Linked DNA regions of Homo sapiens: region 2 is linked to region 1. A link is a contact called in ENCODE Hi-C or POLR2A ChIA-PET data. All regions are on one chromosome and are shown on one strand. Each heading gives the region's core, a stretch centred on a gene start or an enhancer-like site at or near the end of the contact. The rest is flanking DNA. Distances are from core to core; before and after follow the strand shown.

Region 1 (7,714 bases), core at 2,195-4,694:
GCACTCCAGCCTGGGCAACAAACTCCCTCTCAAAAAAAAAAAAAAAAATTTGTGTGTCATTTTTGTTATTTTCCCCCCAAAGTCTTACTTTTTAAATTATGTTTGCCTTGGGGGCATTTTATAAATTGGCTTGCATTTCTGAGTACAAACCTATGGGGAAACCTGATAAAATGCAAATTGTTGATTTGTGTGAAGGTAATCCTGTTAATCCCACAGTATCTCTTATTTTATTAGCTCTTCCCATGAGAGAGCAAGGAACCCATGCTAAGGCACAAGAGTTAAGCATTTGGATGGCAATTAAAATCAACAGGGCTGGGCGTGGTGGCTCATGCCTGTAATCCCAGCACTTTGGAAGGCCGAGGTGGGTGGATCACCTGAGGTCAGGATTTCAAGACCAGCCTGGCCAACATGGTGAAACCCTGTCTCTACTAAAAATACAAAAATTAGCCTGGCATGGTGGTGACAGAGTAAGACTGTATCTCAAAAAGCAAACAAACAAACAAACAAAAAACCAGATTGATTGCAAAGATTGCAAATTCTTAGATATAGGGACCAAGTCTACAAATGGTTTTTTGAATCCCTGTTTTGTGCAGGTTTGTGGTAGATGAGCTGGTGAGCCCAGAATTCCTTCCCAGTCTGGTCCCTTTGGCCCCTCAGTGAGACCTTTATTTATTTATTTATTTATTTATTTTTGAGACAGAGTCTCACTTTGTCACCCAGGCTGGAGTGCGGTGGCGTGATCTTGGCTCACTGCAACCCCTGCCTCTCGGGTTCAAGCGATTCTCCTGCCTCAGCCTCCCAAGTAGCTGGGACTACAGGTGTGTGCCACCACGCCCAGTGAATTTTTGTGTTTGTAGTAGAGACAGGGTTTTGCCATGTTGGCCAGGCTGGTCTTGAGCTCCTCATCTCAGGTGATCCACCTGCCTCACCCTCCCGAAGTGCTGGGATTACAGGTGTGAGCCACCACAGCCTGGCCTACTTTTTTCTTTTTTTGAGACAGAGCTTCGCTCTTGTCAAACAGGGTGGAGTGCAATGGCGAGATCTCGGCTCACTGCAACCTCCACCTCCTGGGTTCAAGCGATTCTCCTGCCTCGGCCTCCCGAGTAGCTGGGATTACAGGTGCCTGCCACCACAACCAGCTAACTTTTGTATTTTTAGTGGAGATGGGGTTTCACCATGTTAGCCAGGCTGGTCTCAAACTCCTGACCTCAGGCGATCTGCCTGCCTCGGCCTCCCAAAATGCTGGGATTACAGGTGTGAGCCACTGTGACCGGCCAAGACTTTTAAAGAAGATGGAGAGGAAAGGGGACGATGATTTGTCATTTACAGTAAGAATAAAGGAAGTATAGGCATAACTGCTGCAGAAGGATTTAAATTTAAACATGATGACGTCAATCTAAATAACAGAGAGGGAAACTCCAAAAGAAAATGATATTTATTTAGAAGTAGCATTGCAATAGGTATACACATGCCATAGAGGCTGGGCAAGTAGGACCTTTTTTTTTTTTTTTTTTTTTTGAGACGGAGTGTCGCTCTTGTTGCCCAGGCTGGAGTGCAATGTCGAGACCTTGGCTTACCACAGACTCCGCCTCCTGGGTTCAAGCGATTCTCCTCTCTCAGCCTCCCGAGTAGCTGGGATTACAGGCATGCACCACCATGCCTGGCTAATTTTGTATTTTTTAGTAGAGATGGGGTTTCTCCATGTTGATCAGGTTGGTCTTTAACTCCTGACCTCAGGTGATCCACCTGCCTTGGCCTCCCAAAGTTCTGGGATTCCAGGCATGAGCCACTGTGCCTGGCTCAAGTAGGAATTTTTATTTTATTTATTTTTTTAGACGGAGTCTTGCTCTGTCACCCAGGCTGGACTGGAGTGCAGTGGCTTGATCTGGGCTCATTGCAACCTCCACCTCCCGGGTTTAAGTGCCTCAGCCTCCTGCCTCAGCCTCCTGAGCAGCTGGGACTACAGGCGTGTGCCACCATGCCCAGCTAATTTTTGTATTTTTAGTAGAGACGGGGTTTCATCATATTGGCCAGGCTGGTCTCGAACTCCTGACCTTAGGTGATCCACCCGCCTTGGCCTCCCAAAGTGCTGGGATTACAGGTGTGAGCCACTGTGCCTGGCAAAGTGCTAGGATTACAGATATGAGCCACCAGGCCCGGTCGATAGTTTTTGTTATCAGGTATTCATGCGTGAGAACCCTCTCTTCATGGTCTTCCCTGGCTCCATTTGTCAGGGTTTTAAAACAAATGACTCTATTTTGATTTTGATAATTTTCACAAGGAATATGCTCTGTATATTCCAACAATCTGAGTTTCTCATCCTGGAATCAGCCTCTGAGTGGCACTGGGACTATCCTGAGTCAGCTACATCTCTAGAACCTATCAGGAGCGGCTCTATGAGCTTGGCCTCATCATTTTCCTCCTCAACTAGCAGCATCTGTATTTGTCTGTTTCTCAGTTTTCCTATTGATGTAATGGCCAGAACTTTCTTTGCCCCTCTTAACTTCTCTAGGAGGTTGGAGACATATGAGAGAAAGGAAGATTTGCCCTCCGTGCAAGCAAAACTAAAACTCTTCGGAATTATATTAGTAGCAACCTTTCTGCCCGACAGGGTGTGTGGAGGAGCTACACATTGTGTCACTTTTTTTCTTCTTCAATAGACTCTTTGAAATAGTTATGACAGACATTACTATCCCCATCTTGCAGACATACAAACTGAACCCTGGGCTTTGGTGAAAAGATGGATAGTAGAAAATAGGTTTAACTCCTGGTCAGGTGCTCACTGGTTTAATAGGAGCACAGGAGAGCCAGTTTTTTTGCGGGGAGAGATGGGGAGTGGACGCGTCTCCATTACCTTACATTCACATTTGTTTTGTTGATTAAAGTAACAATGGGTTGATTATTGATGACCACTGTATTATTCACCTGATGTTAATCATACTCCTAACAAATGATCAATTAGATAATTAGATAATTCACATTAGTATAAATACTCTAAATAGTCCTTCTCTGTCCTGGCAGAAATCCTCACGTCTAAACTCGGGGTCCTCTTTTTTTTTTTTTTTTTTTTTTAGTAGAGAAGGGGTTTCACCATGTTGGTCAGGCTGGTCTCGAACTCCTGACCTCAGGTGACCCACCCGCCTCGGCCTCCCAAATTGCTGGAATTACAGGCGTGAGCCACCGCGCCCAGCCGATGAGGTTCTCTTTCAACCTCTTGCGGATTCCCATTATCTATCTTAAACTACACTCTTTCAACCTCTTGCGGATTCCCATTATCTATCTTAAACTACACTCCCATCGTGCAACGGAAAACGGACAGAGCTCCTGCGTGCACCGAAGGGACTTCGAGCCAATCCATTGTCACAGCTCTCAGCCGGCGACCTATTGGCTCCTGCTGGAGGCGGGACTCCCGGTTGCTAGGCGGTACCTTTTCCGGAAGTGTTTGTTGCGCGCTGCAGGGCAACACCCCGGCGTCCCTGGAAGCTGGGGGAGCGGGTGGGTGTTGGGTGGCGTTGGGGGAGCTGCGCCTCGCCCAGAGCCTCGCCCGGAGCCTCGCCCGGAGCCTTCCGGGGTGGGGGATAGTTGAGGACCTCATCGAGGGAGGGGTTGGGCGGCGGGGAAGGGAGCGAGCGTGGCGGGGGACCCGAGGCACGCTCTCGAGCCAACGAGCGTGATGCGCTCGAGTGTGGGCGGGGACTGAGGGAAGAAGTGAAAATCGGACTGCCAGGCGACAGTTCCTCCGTTTGAAATCTCGCCGGCTCCTGAGCGGGCCACCGGGCCCGGGCTGGGGGTCTGGCGGGTGAGTGAGCAGCGGGTCGGGACGCGGGAGAGGGGCACTGGGCACGGGGCCCTGGTTTGCTTGCTCTGTTCATCGTTGGCGAGTGAGGCCAGGCCTTCCGAAGCTTGCTGGGATACTTCTGTGGCAGGCTTCCCCCCGGGTCCAAATCCGGGGCTAGCCCAATCTTATGCCATCTTTGGCCAGCTGGGAAAGTTGGAAAGCTTTTTTGTTTTTTCCTTTTCTTGCATTGGATTTAAAAATGTCCCTCTACCTCTGGCACCGCTCTCCTCACTTGGCTTCAGCGACTCCCTGTCCGTTCTCCTAACTCAGTCCTTGGCAGTAGAAAGCTCCCTTCTACTCGGCGCACTCCATCTCTTGCGTTATCAGCTTTTCAGCGTTGACTCGCCAAACTACTCCAGCCAGACCTCTTTCCTGAGCTCAGACCTGCTTACTGTCATCGTCAGCCTTCCCCGGTCCCTCCGATCTGTTTCTCCTCTTGTATTTTTTTATCTCAATGAAGGGCTTCACCATTCACTCAGCCAAGTCTGTCCCTTTAATTTATTCATCTAATAAATACAGCAAACATTTGTCGGACATGCCCTGTCTTCTAGGCAGTGTAGTAGGTGGGGCTGCCTATTGGACGAGGCATAGAAATGAACACATCTAGAAATGATAGTCACAGTGTTCTGGCTTTAGTGCTCTGATTTCCCTCCTCTCTCCCGAAGTTCAAGTCCTGTATTCTGCCTCTTAATTCCCCTAGAATCTGGCGCTTCCTTTCCATCCTCACAGACACTGACTTAGTTCATAATTTCTTGCTTGTGCTTTCAGGATAACTTCCTAAGTGGTCTCTCTGCCTCAGTTCTTGTCCTCCTGTAATTAGTTCTTATGCAGCTGTCAGAATCATTTATTTATTTTAGAGACAGGGTCTTGGTATGTTGCCCAGGCTGGAGTGCAGTTGGTATTCACCGGTGTGACCCTAGTACACTGCAGCCTCGAACTCTTGCCCTCAAGCCATCCTCCCACCTCAGTCTCCTTAGTAGACGGGACTACAGGCATGCACCACTATTCTTGGCTAGAATCGTCTATCTGACCTACAGATCTGGTCATGCCAGTCTCCTTTGTGAAATCCTGTGATGGCCCCTCATCATTTACAGGATAGAGCCTCTGTTCTTCCAGGCCCTTTATAATATGCTCTTGCCTTTCATTCTAGAGCTCTGTCTTGCCACTCCTCCCACTGTCCCTTGCACTCTGGTCATGTCAGAATGGTTAAGAGTTTGGGCTTTGGAGTCAGACATGGATACTTACATATTCTGCTCTACCGTTTATTAGCTGTGACACCTTGGGCAAGTTTGTTTGTTTGTTTGTTTGTTTTGAAATAGAGTCTTGCTCTGTCGCCCAGGCTGGAGTGCAGTGGTGCGATCTTGGCTCACTGCAGTCTCAGTCTCCTGGGTTCAAGCGATTCTCCTGCCTCAGCTTCCCGAGTAGCTGGGACTACAGGTGGGCACCACAACTCCTGGCTAATTTTTTGTATTTTGGTAGAGACGGGGTTTCACCATGTTGGCCAGGCTGGTCAGGATCTCCTGACCTCATTATCCGCCCACCTCCGCCTCCCAAAGTGCTGGGATTACAGGCGTGAGCCACTGCGCCTGGCCTTTTTTTTTTTTTTTTTTTTTTTAACTTTGCTAAGCCTCAGTTTCCTTATTTGAAAAGTGAAGATAATTCTATTTTGCTGAGTGGATGAAGTGAGATGATGTATATAGAGCACTCAGTACAGTTCCTGTAACATAGGAAGTGTTCAGTGGCTATAAGCTTTTGTTGTCATAATTAATTCTTTGCACCCACCTTATGATTTTCTTCTTTTTTGCCTTTGTGCATGTTGTTCCTCTGCCGTGAATTCCCTTACTCCGCTTATCCTGGGGATCACCTGCTTATCCTTCAAGAACTATCTCAATTGTCCTCTGTGAGGCTTTCCCTGATCTTCCTAAGATTATTTGCCCTTACCTTTGTGTTCTGTTATATATTATGTTACTTCCTTTAATTCATGTAACACATTTTGTAGTCATGTGTTTACGTGTTTGGCTTTCCAGGTAGGCTGAGCTCAAGTTCAGGGCCATGTGTAATCAGGTTTGTAGCCCTAACACGTCGCACAATGTCTGGCCCATGGTGGGTGTTCAGTAAGTGATTACTTGGCGCGGTGACTCACGCCTGTAATCTCAGCACTTTGGGAGGCCAAGGCGGGCGGATCACCTGAGGTCAGGAGTTCGAGACTTGGCCAACATGGTGAAACCCCATCTCTACTAAAAATACAAAAATTAGCCGGGCGTGGTGGCAGGCGCCTGTAATCCTAGCTACTCGTGAGGCTGAGGCAGGAGCATCATTTGAACCTGGGAGGCAGAGGCTGCAGTGAGCAGAGATCGTGCCATTGCACCCCAGCCTGGGTGACAAGAATGATACTCTGTCTCAAAAAAAAAGCAAAGAAAAAGTGATTACTTAATGTCTGAATGGCCTTAACTTATATTGCCTGGTGCTGGATATGTCCTTTGGAGCAAGGTAGAATAAACCCTTTTAAATAGGTGAATAGCAGTCATAATAATGTAATGTCTAACATTTATTGAGACCTTAGTATATTTTAAGCACTTTACATGTATTGAATCATATAAGCCTCACAACACATTGTGATGGATATTGTTAGTACTCTCATTTTATAGATGAGAAAACTGAGGCTGTCCAGCTAGTAAGAGGCAGAGCTGGGATTGAAAGCCAAGAATGTTCCAAAGCTTTTGCTCATTACCACTGCGTAATCAACTCTGACATCTTCCACCTTCTCCCCTTTACCTTCTCCAGTCAATCTTTTCTGTGGTCAACCTTCTTTGTAATTGTTGGAGCAGGGTGGAAGAAATAAATATACAGAGAACCCTCATTATGTCTGTGAGTGTATATTCTCTGTTAGTGTGCAGATGTGCAAAACTCTAGCTATGCTGACAAAGTACAGGGCAAGGTAGCCACAATATTGAAGGACTGGGAAACGATATGTACTGAATGGAAGAGAACTGGGAATACTTAGCCTACCTTAGCTAGAGAATCCTAGGGTGTCCCCAGATGAGCAGAAGGCAGACTTGAGATACCAGGGAACATTTTTTTAGAACCTGATTATTGGCTTACTATTAGACCTTCTAATAGTTAAGAATTATCTAACTATGGAATTGAAAATAGAATCTGTAATACTAGCTAAATTTGTGTAACTTTTCTGTATACAGGGACTGTGCTAGGCACTTTATAAGTGTTGTTTCATTTTACTTTCAGGCTTTTTGATTTTTGTTAAGATTGTTTTAATTATACACATGCAGTTATTGAGGCTGAGAGAGGTGAAGCACCTTGCCTAAGGTCATACAGCTGCTAAGTGAGAGAGCTGGGATTTGAATCCAGGTCTTCTGTCTCCAAAGCTGGTACTTTGACCACTATGCCGCCTGTCACTGGAAGCACAGAGAGGAAAATTTTGGCATGGGAAGGAAGGTGGACCAAAACTACTGCGGGTCTTCCTAGCTTCTGAGATTGCTGGTGTATTTTTTTTTTTTTTCAGATAGGGTCTCACTCTGTTGCCCAGGCTGGAGTATGGTGGTACAATCATAGCTCACTGCAGCCTCGAACTCCTGGTCTCAAGTGATCCTCCCACCTCTGCCTCCCCACTTTACACTCTTTATGTAACTCTGTCTTCCTTTCCATCTGATCACATAGCTCCTGCCTCAGCCTTCCGAGTAGCTGGGACCACAGGTGCACGCCACCATGCCTGGCTAATATATATATATATATATATATTTGTGGAGACAGGGTCTTACTATATTGCTCAGGCTGGTCTTGAGCTTCTAGGCTCAAGTGATCCTAGGCCTTGGTCCCCCATAGTATTGGGATTACCGGTGTGAGCCACAACACCCGGCC
Region 2 (7,714 bases), core at 3,775-6,274, 1.8 Mb after region 1:
TGGAGACGCGCCTGTTTCTTGCAGGAAACCTGTTGCCAACATAGTCGGAAGCCAAGGTAAACACAACTCAGTTCCCGGAAACAAAGCTACGATTTGGAAGGATGGTGTAAATTCTAAAGCGTAGATCCTTGAAAAGCCCCTCCCACTCTGTTTTTCTTGTCCTCGATTCTGGTATTTTTTTCTCAGCATCCCACCCACCTTCTGCCCCAGCTGTAGCAGTTAGTTGCCCGGCAACCCAGCGCAGCACTTCACTGAGGGATTGGGAGTACCCTCAGGTCTTGGATTTAACTCGAGACTTCAGCTTGGCCGTGGATCACTGCATTGTACCTAGCTCCCACAAGGAGGAGATGGAGATTTCCAGGCTGAGGCTCTGGAAAGAGCTGAGGAGGGAGAGGAATCAGACCCACAACTGATTTCCTGTGAGTCTGAGGAACTCCCAGTCAGGTTTCTTCCTGTAGGTCACTGTGCATTTTGCTTGGCCTCCTGCAGGTTGCTGTGCATTTTGCTTGGCCTGTTCCCCTGCAAACAACAATTCACCAGCTTTTTTTTTTTTTTTTTTTTTTTTTTTTTGAGACAGAGTTTCGCTCTTGTTGCCCAGGCTGGAGTGCAATGGCGCGATCTCGGCTCACCGAAACCTCCACCTCCCAGGTTCAAGAGATTCTCCTGCCTCAGCCTCCCGAGTAGCTGGGATTACAGGCAGTAGCTGGAATTACAGGCATGCGCCACCACGCCCGGCTAATTTTGTATTTTTAGTAGAGACGGGATTTCCCTATGTTGGTCAGGCTGGTTTGGGACTCCCGACCTCAGGTGATCTGCCCGCCTTGGCCTCCCAAAATGCTGGGAGTACAGGCGTGAGCCACCACGCCCAGCCAGTTCACCAGCATCTTTATTACCTTTCATTCCCCGACAGGCTCTTAGGCGGCAAATGATTTCCATTTGTCAGAGAGGAAGTCACCACCAGTGAGTTAGGGAAAGGACTCCAATAGCCTAGCGCTTTGTCCACTCTTCCCTCTATGGCATGTTCCAGGAGTCAGGGTCATGTTGACCGTTTTTAAGCCGAAGATAGTTTCTTCTTTCCCTCAAAATCAGATGTGAGGCCGGGCGCAGTGGCTAACGTCTGTAATCCCAGCACTTTGGTAGGCGAAGGTGGGTGGCTCACTTGAGGTCAGGAGTTCGAGACCAGCCTGGCCAACACGGTGAAACCCCGTCTCTACTGAAAATACAAAAATTAGCCGGGTGTGGTGGCACATGCCTGTAATCTCAGCTACTCAGGAGGCTGAGGCAGGAGGATCGCTTGAACCTGGGATGAGGAGGTTGCAGTGAGCCGCGATCATGCCACTGCATCCCAGCCTGGGCAACAGAGGGGAAACTGTCTCAAAACAAACAAACAAACAAACTAAATCAGATGTGAAATGGCTTTTCTACTTGAAAATGGCTCTAATTAACAACAACAAAAACCCAGATATGTATAAAATACATAAATTTTCGTAATTTACTTGCTAGTATTCCACCAGATTTTCAGTACTTATCCCACTGCTATTATTTTTCTGTGTGTGTTGTGTGTATGCACGTGTGCCCCTTTTAAACTAGAAACTCCCGGGAGGCAAGTGTTTTCTCTTCCACAGGGTGTCCCCATGGGGCTAGGAACACAGACATCTGTGTACAAGGAAGGCATCATCACACATAATGAGGCTGAGGCTGAAAGGAGGACTGAGGGCAATAGGTGCATATGGAGGGAGCAATTAGTTGTGACCAGAGTAAGTGGTCTTGAGGAAGAGAAGTATCATTTCAGTAGATTATAAGAGTAGAAGGACCTTTCACAGGCAGCGACAGTGAGACACCAGAAGCTGGTGGAAAGGAGGAGCTTGTGGGATCCCAGAGGAGGCAGCATTCAGTTATCTTGTTGATGACGAGTATACTGAGACTCCCTGGAGGTCTGAGAGCCAGTCTGTATCTATTTCCTTTTTTATTAGGAGGCCAATCCTAATAAATCTTCCTTCCCAGCCTGGTATTGGGAAGCTTTATCTCTTTCTTCTCCAGAGATCATTAGCCCTCCCTACCACCACCCTCCTGGGGAGGGTGGAAGGATGTAATCAAAGACAAGAGAGACTAAGGATTCATCATCCACATATACATGTTACTATCAGAAAATGGTTACTAAGATACTTGTCAGATAATCTGAGTATTTTTGTTCCCATGATGATAAAGTCCCAGTTGATGATCAGACTAATCAGAAGGAGAAACAAACACATGACTTTTGGCTTCACTTGAAATTGTGTGCCTTCCCTGGTAAAAGTTCAAAGCGTTTTCCTGAATGCTGAAGCCGGCCCTAGGATTCACAGACCAGTTGACTTGTCAGTGGCCCTGGACTGAGCAGACAGTGTTTGAGATGCACACCTCTTCTAAGTAGCCTTGAGTGGCTCCCAATGAGCAAGGCCAATCCACTGAATGTGATTGCTAGACAAAGCCTGTCCCAAAAATGTTTCATAGTGCCACAAAGACAATGAGACCCCTCTGGATAGTCTGGGGCTGTGATACTTGCAGGACTCTATCTGTGGCTCTGTCCAGTCAGCTGAATCACTCTTTTTCCTTTTCCTCCCACCTCTCCCCTCTTAGTCTAGAAAAAAGTTGTTAATTAAAAGCAAGCCCCAGGATTTCCCATTCCACTGGTATGGCATGAATGATATTTCAAAAGACAGAAATGGCATAGAAATTCTCAAAGCATACTTGAGTATTTTCTGTTAGACTTCTTAAAATTACAAAGTTTGTTAATCCCTACTATGTGCATAGGAAGCTCTTCAGTACTGTGGAGGATACAAACTAATATAATTGCAGTTGCTTGCCCCCAGGGAGTCTACTTCAGCATATTTGGAGCATCTTGGTTGAATTTGAGGGAAAAGAGATGACTAAGACATGGTTCCCACCCCTAGGCAGCTTCCTGATGCATGGAAAAAGCAGACATATAAACAATCAGCTAGACTCTAAGGCAGAATGTAAGTGCTAGAGGTCTAAGTAATGGAAGAAAGAAGGAGGACTAGGCTGGGCACAGTGGCTCTCACCTGTAATCCCAGCACTTTGGGAGGCCGAGGCGGGAGGATCACCTGAGGTCAGGAGTTCGAGATCAGCCTGGCCAACATGGTGAAACCCTGTCTCTACTAAAAATAACAAAAATTAGCCAGGCATGATGGCGCATGCCTATAGTCCCAACTACTTGGTAGGCTGAGGCAGGAGAATCACTCAAACCTGGGAGGTGGAGGTTGCAGTGAGCCAAGATCTCGCTACTGCACCCCAGCCTGGGCAACAGTGACTTTCTGTCTCAAGAAAAGAGAAAAAAAAAAAAAAAAAGAGGGAGGACTAACTAGGGAGACTCATGTAACTAGGTAGACTCACAGTTCAGATACTGAATTGTGAAGCAGTATCTGGCAGCATAGGACCAAGCACTCAGTGGAGAAGTTGAGGGAATAAATCAAAGAAGTCAGAGAATGGAGATCACTAGGGGGTCTGAGGGTTCCTGAAGGATTCTTGGGGGAAGAGGGTCTTCATAGGGAAAGCTTCTACCTGGACAACTTCCTGCATAACCTGCTCCCCTAAACCCTAGCTGCTCTTCCCACTGACAGCTTCCTCCTGCATCCCTGGTTCTGGCCCTGAGTTCTCTCCTCCCTTGATTTCATGTCTTCTCCTCCCTTTGAGATTAGAAACCCAGACTCTAGGAATCTCCACTGATTTGGCAGTCCAGTGACAATGCATGGGCAGGGCCACAGGAGGTTACCTCATTCACCCCCACCTCTCCCCATCATTCCTTACAGGGAAATCTAGGGAGGCCCAGGCTACCCCACCACCTCCTCTGGCTCAGACAAACCTGTTGCTGACCTGTCAGTTTCTGTCTAGCCCTGCCATCCCACACTTCAGAAGGCATTGTTTATTCTCTTATTCTCATGTGCTCATTCCTCAGACAACTACTTGGGTTTGGGAGAAAGATACTTAACACCTTTCCATCCTACCTCTTTAAGAAAGGGACTGTGTGCCAAAGACCTTCCCACATGTATGAAGAAGGGGCTCTTGGGAGAATGTGAATTCCCCCAGGATTCCTTTGAATCCTTTTGCAGGTATTTCCTTCCCCTGTCCTCAGCAAGCATTGATGAGCCCCAGTCCTGTAGAGGTTGAATCAACTCCTTGAGTCTAGGAAAAGATGGCTTCTGAGGCCAGAGGTTGGGCAGTGTACCTACAGCACCATTTCTTGGGAGCTTGTTGGGATATCACATACTTAGAGTGGCAAGGTCTTGTGGCTGAATCTATTGATAGTCCAGTGCTACATTGCCAGCTCCCTTGTCATTACCACCCCCTCTACACGTGCTCCATAGGCAGGAGCTGTTACTATGGAAATACATTATTTTTAAAAACAGACACACAGCCTGGGCTTGGGAATCTCCAGAACAAACCTACACGAGCAAGGAGGTTAATGGGGCTGTTTCTGGGTCCAAGCTCCAAGAGGAAGGAGGGTGATGATGGTGGGGGGAATTCAAATTCGGTGTTCTACTCTCAACCTCTCCCAGCTTCAGGTTCTGCTTTCTCTCTGTTGACATCAGCTGGACCTCTGCCAGACACTTCTATCTGGGAGGGACGCTCTGCGTCTCCTTACCCTGGGCCTAGCTTCCCCCAGGAAATGGGAAGCTAGAAGTCGCTGAGTCTGGGGGTGTTGGGAGAAGGGGGCGGTGATTTCCACAGGGGTCACCTCCTTCTTAACCTCACAGGCGTCCGACCTGTGGAAATCTAACAAGCATAGGGGAAAGCAAAGGCAGCATCTTAGGTAAGTGAAGTTACTCTTGCCTTGAGCTGAGTGTGGGAGCACCGCGATTGCAAGATGGGGCGAGGTGATCAAAGATCCCGCCTATTTTCAACCCCGGAACCTCCTCCGCTCGCTGCTAGCCCTCCCGCCCTCCTCCAGCGAGGGAGCGCCAGGCTGTCCTGGCCCCGCCCGGCGCGGGTGCGGCTCCTTTAAGGGCGGGTGGGGGCGGGGCGCCGGCGGTGTTGTCAGTGTCAGCTCTGCGCACGCAGCCCTCCCGGAGCCGGTGCCGGCCCGCGAGCCCCAGCGTCTCTGCAGACCAGTCCCCTCCAGGGTCCGGCGGGGCCCGCGCGGTGGGAGGAGTCGGGCACTGGCCGGCGACTAACGGGTCCGACTGCTGACCAAGCTAGGAGAGACCCGGACCACGGAGACAGAGACCCCGGCATCGCGACCCCCGAGGACCTCCTCTCCTCGCCCTGTGGCACCCACTAGTCCTGGGCACTCAGCCGCGGAGAGCCCCCGACCCCGCGCGCCCAGCCCCGGGGGAGCCCACCTCCTCCCCGCGGCCCGCCCGGGCCATGCTCCCCCGGGGCAGCGGGTGAGCCCCAGCCGGGACCGGGATCGGAGCCCGCGCGGAGCATGGATCCGGGCTGGGGGCAGCGGGACGTGGGCTGGGCGGCCTTGCTGATCCTCTTCGCCGCCTCGCTGCTCACGGTGTTCGCCTGGCTGCTGCAATATGCCCGGGGCTTGTGGCTGGCGCGGGCCCGCGGGGACCGGGGCCCGGGACCCGCCTTAGCCGGGGAACCCGCGGGTTCCCTGCGGGAGCTGGGCGTGTGGCGCTCGCTGCTGCGGCTGCGGGCGACTCGGGCTGGCGCCGCCGAGGAGCCAGGAGTCCGGGGCCTCCTGGCGTCACTCTTCGCCTTCAAGTCTTTCCGGGAGAACTGGCAGCGGGCTTGGGTGCGAGCGCTGAACGAGCAGGCCTGCAGAAACGGGGTGAGTTGGACCAAGCGCTTGGGTGGTCCCTTCAGCCTTTCCTTCCAGGGGAGGGACTGACTGCTCGTGCTAGGAGGCCAGACGAGGGTGGGCATAAACTGGGGAACCCTATGGCTTCTCTTCCCCTCCCGGATCAGAGAAAAGGGTGCCGCTAAGGCTGGAGGTTGTAGAAATCCAACTGGGTCCCCAGACTTCCATTTCTGTGGGCAAGGTACTCTGGTTCCAAACCCATGCACAAGTTGCTGTTCTCATAGCAACGCTAATCCCTGTGCCTGAGGGCACTTCCGCCTTGCCTGGGTGCTGGTTGTGTTGGGGCATGGGAGACAGGTGCACCTGCAGAAGGAATTTGCCTGCTTCTCATGCCACCACACCCATTTAACATTTCATGCCCCAAATCCCTGGTGTGGTCAGGCAGATCCCCAAGGAGCCTGAATCACCCCCCTACCCGACAGTAATTTCACTGCTACAGTCAAACACATCCTTCTCCTCCATGCTGGCCTGTGGTTCACTGGGGGTTGGGGAGTGTTCAGGTGGAGAGCAGATTGACAGTGCCCCTACCAGTAGATGAGCTTGGAACTGCCCCTTGAGGGTCAGTCACAAACCAGTCCAGCCTACTTCCTCCCATTGCACCATGGGCATCTGGCCTCCCAGGAAGTGGGGCAGGAAGCGTGGTCATGAGATGGAGATAAGGTGGGAGGTAGAAGTCTCTCTTTTCTGGAGCTCCCTCCCATCCTGACCCAGCAATCTCTCCTTGCTCTCACAGTCCATCAGCTCCTTGCTCAGAGGGTTCTCTATTTCCAGCCACTATGAGTTTGGAGGCTTTACCTTACTAGTTCCCCAGATGCCGGAAACAGAAATGTCCACAAGAAATTGCTCTATTTACTCTGTCCAGCTGGCTGGCTAAAAGCCAGATGGCATCTGTCAGTTTACACCTTGAACCCACCTCTTCATCCAACTCTCCCTGTACCTTGTCCCTCGGTCAGAAGCAACTCCCCAGGATAGCTGACTCAACTGGACATTGGCCTCCCTTGCAGAGGGTGGGGAGATTGAGGTTTCAAGCATCCATCTCCCCATCTTCCTTGGCCTAGCCTTTGAATGAGACAGCTACCAGAGCAAAGGAGTTGGCTTCCCCTGGTTTGCCAAGCAAATGAACCCTATGGATTTGTTTCCTCCATCTCAAGACCCAAGGAAGAGTTGCCAGCCAATTCTGTGCCCCTTCCTCAATTCTGTGTCCGCACTGCTCTCCAGGTGGGGCTGCGGTAGGTTGCTTCCATTACTGTGGACGAATTAGGGAGCAGCTCTTTTGAGATCTAAGCAGCTTTCTGCTCTCTAATACCGTCCTGCTATCTGCCTTGAGGAATTAGCCAGGCCCCTGGACTCTTGGGTCCTCTGAGCTTGTATCTCTTCCCAGTCCCCCTGGTACGGATCCCCAAGGCCATGCTCATCTTCATCTCCAAGAATATGAAGCATCATACTCTTGAAGCCTCCACATCTTATTTATTTGGAAGAAGGCTTAGCTTCATTTCTGCAGCTCTTATCTTGAACAAGGTGGCTCTACCACCTTTACCGGGGCTTAGCCCTTTCCCTCTGCCCAGCTATTATATATAGGTGGCAACCAGCACCTTAACTTTTTTCTATGTAGGATTTTTTGTTTGTTTGTTATTTGTTTTTTTAGGGGGTAGGGTAGGGGATGAAAGGGATTGCAGGGAGAAGAAGAAGGAAGCTCTTGGTATTCCAGGAGGAAGCCAGGGTCTTCAGCTTAAGGTGATCTAGTCTCTGAGGTGGACTACCTCCCCATTGCTCAGTGGCTCCTAGCAGCTACAGGCCCCTGGAGAGGCAGGCCTTGAGGGGACTACCTCCTGTCTTAAAGCCCTGAGCCAAGGAGGGGCCAGAAGCCAGCCTGCAGCTGAGGCCTCCGCAGTGGCAGAGTCCAGCCAG

Evidence for each region. A loop is a pair of places that touch in the nucleus more often than their neighbours do. ChIA-PET counts read pairs that join two places held with the same protein, here RNA polymerase II (POLR2A). Pooled maps may share reads with other maps.
Region 2: a loop to region 1 is called in a pooled map, with 4 times the contacts of the local background. The contact joins the promoter of C2CD2L here to the promoter of CEP164 in region 1. A Hi-C loop is called at or near these places in 5 of 50 pooled maps. POLR2A ChIA-PET finds 5 or more read pairs at or near these places in 2 of 52 experiments (HEK293T and naive thymus-derived CD4-positive, alpha-beta T cell).

What each region holds. Positions count from the first base shown.
Region 1 is chr11:117,324,410-117,332,123 of GRCh38, forward strand. CEP164 (centrosomal protein 164) reads left to right here and starts at 3,445. Exons shown (of 33, transcript NM_014956.5): 1 at 3,445-3,495. RefSeq lists a silencer at 3,513-3,762.
Region 2 is chr11:119,102,320-119,110,033 of GRCh38, forward strand. C2CD2L (C2CD2 like) reads left to right here and starts at 5,025. Exons shown (of 14, transcript NM_001290474.2): 1 at 5,025-5,776. The coding sequence starts at 5,423. RefSeq lists enhancers at 1-386, 90-802 and silencers at 4,860-5,309, 5,380-5,659.